2 separate regions of the Homo sapiens genome follow, and region 2 is linked to region 1. A link is a loop called in an ENCODE intact Hi-C map of the cell type or tissue named here. Cell type or tissue: GM12878. All regions are shown on one strand. Each heading gives the region's core, and the rest is flanking DNA. Links, peaks and the distances in the headings are about the cores only. Region 1 overlaps SLC35F3 (solute carrier family 35 member F3). Region 2 overlaps SLC35F3 (solute carrier family 35 member F3).

What was found. Hi-C counts contacts between places; a loop is a spot of excess contacts. Peaks named below come from ENCODE experiments on the same cell type or tissue, not always from the same donor. Only the 100,000 strongest peaks of a DNase experiment are listed, where the experiment ranks them.
Region 2: it touches region 1 in a loop (4-fold over the local background); 10 of 110 quality-filtered maps call a loop at or near these places.

Annotation. Positions count from the first base shown.
Region 1 is chr1:234,211,550-234,214,366 of GRCh38, reverse strand. The region is part of intron 2 of SLC35F3 (solute carrier family 35 member F3); the gene reads right to left. LOC124904553 (a long non-coding RNA gene) reads left to right here. Exons shown (of 2, transcript XR_007066948.1): 2 at 256-1,650. Among named protein-coding and RNA genes, the nearest start is that of SLC35F3-AS1, 60 kb to the left of the region's middle. RefSeq lists a silencer at 1-39. In GM12878, for the core only: a CTCF peak has its summit at 1,449 (motif pointing left); a DNase peak (open chromatin) is centred at 1,396; H3K4me3 peaks cover 391 bases.
Region 2 is chr1:234,153,466-234,156,282 of GRCh38, reverse strand. All of the region lies in intron 2 of SLC35F3 (solute carrier family 35 member F3), which reads right to left. Among named protein-coding and RNA genes, the nearest start is that of SLC35F3-AS1, 120 kb to the left of the region's middle. RefSeq lists an enhancer at 2,363-2,817. In GM12878, for the core only: a CTCF peak has its summit at 1,420 (motif pointing left); a DNase peak (open chromatin) is centred at 1,412.

The DNA of each region.
Region 1 (2,817 bases), core at 85-2,584:
AGTCCCGGCCTCCCCGGCTGCCCGCCGGGCTCCGGTTGCCGCGTTGCTCACTGCGGCGGCCGCCCTGCAGCGCACATCCTCCCCGGCCGCGCAGCCACTCCACACACACGCGCGCACAGCCTCCTACTTGGAGGTTGCTGCAAACTCCAACGTCACGTACAAGTGCACTCCCTGCTCCCACCCCGCAGCTCACCTGCTCCGCCCTCCTCCCCGGGACGCCCAGCCCCGCAGCCCTCATCCCTGTCTTCCTCCCAGCCAGGTCCTGACTGCAGCCTCTGGCCACCACCTCTCTGAGAAGCCCTTTAAAAGGACCAGCGCCTGCGGAGGGGAGACCCTGAGAACTTAAGCCTCAGCGTTGCACAAGTTTAAAAAGGGAAGTGCTTGACTTTGGATTGAGAGTTGACTCTTCAGTGTGCGGAAGTCCTGAATTATTTCACAGGGAGAGTTAGAAAAAGCAAAGCTTCCCAAGGCTGCCATTCACTTCTTGAGTCTAGAGGCACATTATCTTGTCTGGCCCCGTGGACAGCTATTTTTTTGCGGGGTGGAGTGGGGGGTGGTTCAAACACCACAGAAGCAAAACAGCCACAAGAAAACAAAGGCTTGAAGAGATTTCTGCTCCCACCCCACCGCCTCAGTCTGGAGATCCAAACTCACCTCGGTAGCAGGAAAGCTCCTTTTCTGCCCAGCTCCCAGGTTCTTGCTTCAGCTGCAGATCTGACATTTGCCTCTGCAGGCACCAGCTTCACTGCTGGCACTCAGACACAGCTGTAAGCTACTGGCCGATGGTGCTCATTAAAAAGCTATGACATATACCTATTGCATCACTTGCCAGCACAATCCCTGAGTGACCACTGAGTCCGGAGGGGCATTTATCCCATGACAGTGCATCATCAGAGGTGCCCTGCTATCATCCCTGCAGGTAGGACACACAGGGCTCATGCAGCCCCAGAACTCCCAGGGCCTTGTGTTCATCTCCTTTACAGATGCCCAGCCATCAGTGTGGGTCCCAGCCTCAAGGATCAGTTGAGATTCAAGGTGGGTTTTGTTATTATTGTTGGTTAGATCTTTGCCCAGAATTTCAGAACCTTCAATGCTACCTGGTTTCCTGTCTCAAAGTTAAAACTTCATTGTATTATGTCATTCAAGTCCCCACAAGGGTAGCTCTGTGGAGTGGTACAGGGGAGAGTGAAACTCAAGCAATAGGGTTTCCTAGCTCAGCACCTACCAGATGTTTCTGGTGACATCCACCTGCAACCCCCAGCTCTCTGGCAGAAGTGGCTCCTAGGAGTTGCTCTTGTTGGATTCTTATTAATTGCCCTCTTGAACAGCTGTAATGAATGGAATGGCTCTGATCTCCAAAAGGCCAGGGCTTCTCAGGGTTGCTTCCTCACCACTACAGCCAAGGAAAAGGTATATAGGGTCCCTGCAGAGCCCTCTAGTGGTACCCCTCCACATTATACGCCTCTTACAGGAAACGTTCCAAGACTCCTAGTGATGACACTACAATAAGCCAATAAGCCACTTCCTTCTTTGGAATAAGCTTACAGCAAAAGAATTACATGTTGTATATTAAAGAGGATCTTTTTACTACAAAATAATACTTCTATGTGTTTCATCAAGTTCATCAATAAAATTTATTATATATAGTAACTAAAACAAATATCACATAATAATTGCACACGTTTTTAAGCACATGCTATGTATTATTTATGTTAACTGTTTTACATAAATAATTTCATTTCCTACTCTCAAAAGCTCTGTAAGATTGTTGTTATCTCGTTTCATAGATGGGGAAACTGAGGCTGAGAGGATAATGTCGCAGGTCACAGACTGAGTAACTGGCCAAGCGGGGATTTAAATCCAAGTGTGAACTATTCAAAAGCCTGAACTTATAACCAGTACGTTATTCTCTTACATGTTGGAGAGATAAAATGCAAAAATTCCTCATAGCTATTCCAAGTCAGCTGAGAGATACGTGTCAAGTTTGAATGTGGTTTTGATATATGATACATGACTTCACCGTGCCTGAGCATCTGTACACTCCTGGGGAAACTGGTTTATACTTGTGCTGATGTGGATGTCCTCCAGCACTTCACATTGGCCTCTACACACGTGTTCTACTAGGCAAGTCACAATGACAAGTTGTACTAGTCTGTTTTCACCCTGCTGATAAAGACATACCTGAGACTGGGAAGAAAAAGAGGTTTAATGGACTTATATTTCCACGTGGCTGGGGAGGCCTCACAATCATGGTGGAAGGCAAGGAGGAGCAAGCCACGTCTTACATGGATGGCAGCAGGCAAAGAGAGTGCTTGTGCAGGGAAACTCCCCCTTATAGAATCATCAGATCTCATGAAACTTATTCACTATCATGAGAGCAGCATGGGAAAGGCCTGCCCCCATGATTCAATTACCTCCCAGTGGGTCCCTCCCACAACATATGGGAATTCAAGATGAGATTTGGGTGGGGACACTGCCAAACCATATCATTCTACCCCTGGCACCTCCCAAATCTCATATCCTCATATTTCAAAACCAATCTTGCCTTCCCATCTATCCCCCAAAGTCTTAATTCATTTCAGCATTAACTCAAAAGTCCACAGTCCAAAGCCTCATTTGAGACAAGGGAAGTCCCTTCCACCTATGAGCCTGTAAAATCAAAAGCAAGTTAGTTACTTCCTGGATAAATGGGGGTACAGGCATTGGGTAAATACAGCTGTTCAAAATGGGAGGAACTGGCCAAAACGAAGTGGCTACAGGCCTCATGCAAGTCCAAAATCTAGCAGGGCAGTTGAATCTTAAAGCTTTGAAATGCTC
Region 2 (2,817 bases), core at 253-2,752, 58 kb after region 1:
TATGATTTTCAACTTTACCACATTCTCCCAGACTCCGAGTATTACTGTTCTTTTTAATCTTTTCCAATCCAATGTGGAAAAAATTATCACCTTTGTTCTATTTCTTGACATTGTTAATTTTTTTTATCCATGACATTGTTAACTTGAAATATGTTTAATGTGTTCATTGGTGGTTCTTTGTCTTATTTTTGAAACCTTTTCATATATTAAAAGTATAAACTTTTGATTTGTATATGTTATAGATAATTTTTCCAATTTGTTGTTTACCTTTTAATTTTCTTTTTGGTATTCCTCACCAAATAGAAGTTCAAGTTTTTAGACAGATATATTTATCAGTATATTTTTAATGGCTTCAACATTTGGTATCATGTTTAGAAAAGTCTTACTGACCAAAAGAATATATAAATATGGAACATATTTTCTTATAGTAATTGAATATTATTTTTTACATTTAAAAATTACTCCACCCTATTGGTTTTTGTTTTTGGGGTTTTTTTTTTGGTATATTGTGTGAAGTAGAGTTCTAACTCTCCTATCTTTGAATAATCCATCCTTTCCCCAATAATTTTTCAGGCAATTGTTAGCATTCATTTAATTCTTATATGTCATTAGATCCCTTACTTTCTATTCCTTTCCATTAAACTGTGTATATTTAGGTAGTAACATTATTTTAACAATATTTTAATTGTTCTGGTTTAATATAGGTATTCTAAAATCTTTTAAGGCACGCCTGTAGTCCCAGCTACTTGGGAAACTGAGGCAGGAGAATCGCTTCAACCCGGGAGTCAGAAGTTGCAGTGAGCCAAGATTGTGCCACTGTACTGCAGCCTGGGCAAAACAGTAAGACTTTGTCTCTCAAAAATAATAATAATAATAATAATAATAATCAGGTGAATAGCAGTTTTCACTTAGAAGGACATGGAAGTTTATCAACATCCTTTAAAAGAAGGGGCTAAGAAACCAGTCCCAGTAGAAACCTTTATTAGACAATCTGTCCCAAAGTAATATTTCTCTCTCAAATAAAATTGTCTTAAAACAATGAAACAAAGCAGATAAATCAATTCTCCCCCTATGTAATCAGCCCTCTGTATCCACGAGTTTGCATACACAGATTCAACCAACTACGGATTGAAAATATTTGAACAAAAAAGAAAAATAACAATAAATAATAATAGAAGTAAAAAATACAGCATAACAACTATTAACATAGCATTTACATTGTGTTAGGTATTATAAGTAATTTAGAGATGGTTTCAGGTATATGGAGGATGTGCATAGGTTATATACAAATAACACATCATTTTGCCTAAGAGACTTGAGCATCCTGGAATTTTGGTATCTCTGGGAGTCCTGGAGTCAAATCGCCCCCGGATATAGATGGATGATTTACATACTTGCTTATCTCTCCCCCTGGTGGATTTCTTTTGTCATTACATCAGGCAGGAGCCTCTAAATTCTGGATCAAGGAGGGCTCTTGGGTAGGCCTGAAGGAGGCTGGAGTAAAACCTTTAGAAATACTAACTACTAAAAAGATTATGGTGGCATCCCATGCCTACATTATTAACATTTGCTGATCAAAAGTAAATGTAAGGAATTCTGACACGTATTTGATTTTTAAAATTTTAGTTATGATAACTATTTAAACTATTGGGGGAAGGAGAATGCCAGACATCAAATTTGTGCTCCCCTGCCTGACCCCTGTGGCCTCTGATAACTTCCCGGCTCCCTGGTATTATAAGAGATCCCAGGCTCATCTTACACATTTCCGGCTTAGACTTGGAAGCAACTGTTTCTCCAAGAAGGGTTGGTTTCTATTAGTGGGTGAGGAATGCTCACTGCTACTGGATTGGCAGTTGAACTAAGAAATATTTGTATGCCAATAGATAGATGGACACATACATAAAATATTTTATGAGTTCATATTGAGATTTCCAATTCAATTCCAAGACATTAGGGTGTGTGCTTAACTTCCCCCATTACATCTGAGCTCCTTTCCTGTGCCCTGTGAATGTGAGTTTTCTTTTCTTTTTTTGAGACAGGGTCTCACTCTATCGCTCCGGCTGGAGTGCTGTGGCGTAATCACAGCTCACTGCAGCTTCTACTTCCTGAGCTCATTTGTCACTTTCTGCTTTACTTCTCCCACCTCAGCCTCCTAAGTAGCTGGGACTACAGGCATATACCACCCCACCCAGCTAGTTTTTTGTTTTTTGTTTTTTTTTTTGAGACGGAGTCTCGCTCTGTTGCCCAGGCTGGAGTGCAGTGGTGTGATCTCGGCTCACTGCAAGCTCCGTCTCCTGGGTTCACGCCTTCTCCTGCCTCAGCCTCCCGAGTACCTGGGACTACAGGCGCCTGCCGCCATGCCCGGCTAATTTTTTGTATTTTTAGTAGAGACGGGGTTAGCCAGCATGGTCTCGATCTCCTGACCTCGTGATCCGCCCGCCTCAGCCTCCCAAAGTGCTGGGATTACAGGCGTGAGCCACTGCGTCCGGCCCCCACCCAGCTAGTTTTTGTATTTTTAGTGGAGATGGGGTTTTGCCATGTTGCCCATGGCTGGTATCAAACTCCTAGGCTCAAGTGATCTGCCCACCTCTGCCTCCCAAAATCCTGGGATTACAGGTGTGAGCCATTGTGCCCAGCCAGAATGTGAGTTTTCAAAGACACCAGGAAAACAACTAAAATACAGTATATCATAATTGCTCATTTGTTTTATGTTACTCAACAGCCTCTGAATAACACCCCTAATACTACCACCTACATGATAACTGAAAGCATTAACATATTTTGGTATGTGCTTTCCTTGTTCTTCCCCCATTTGTA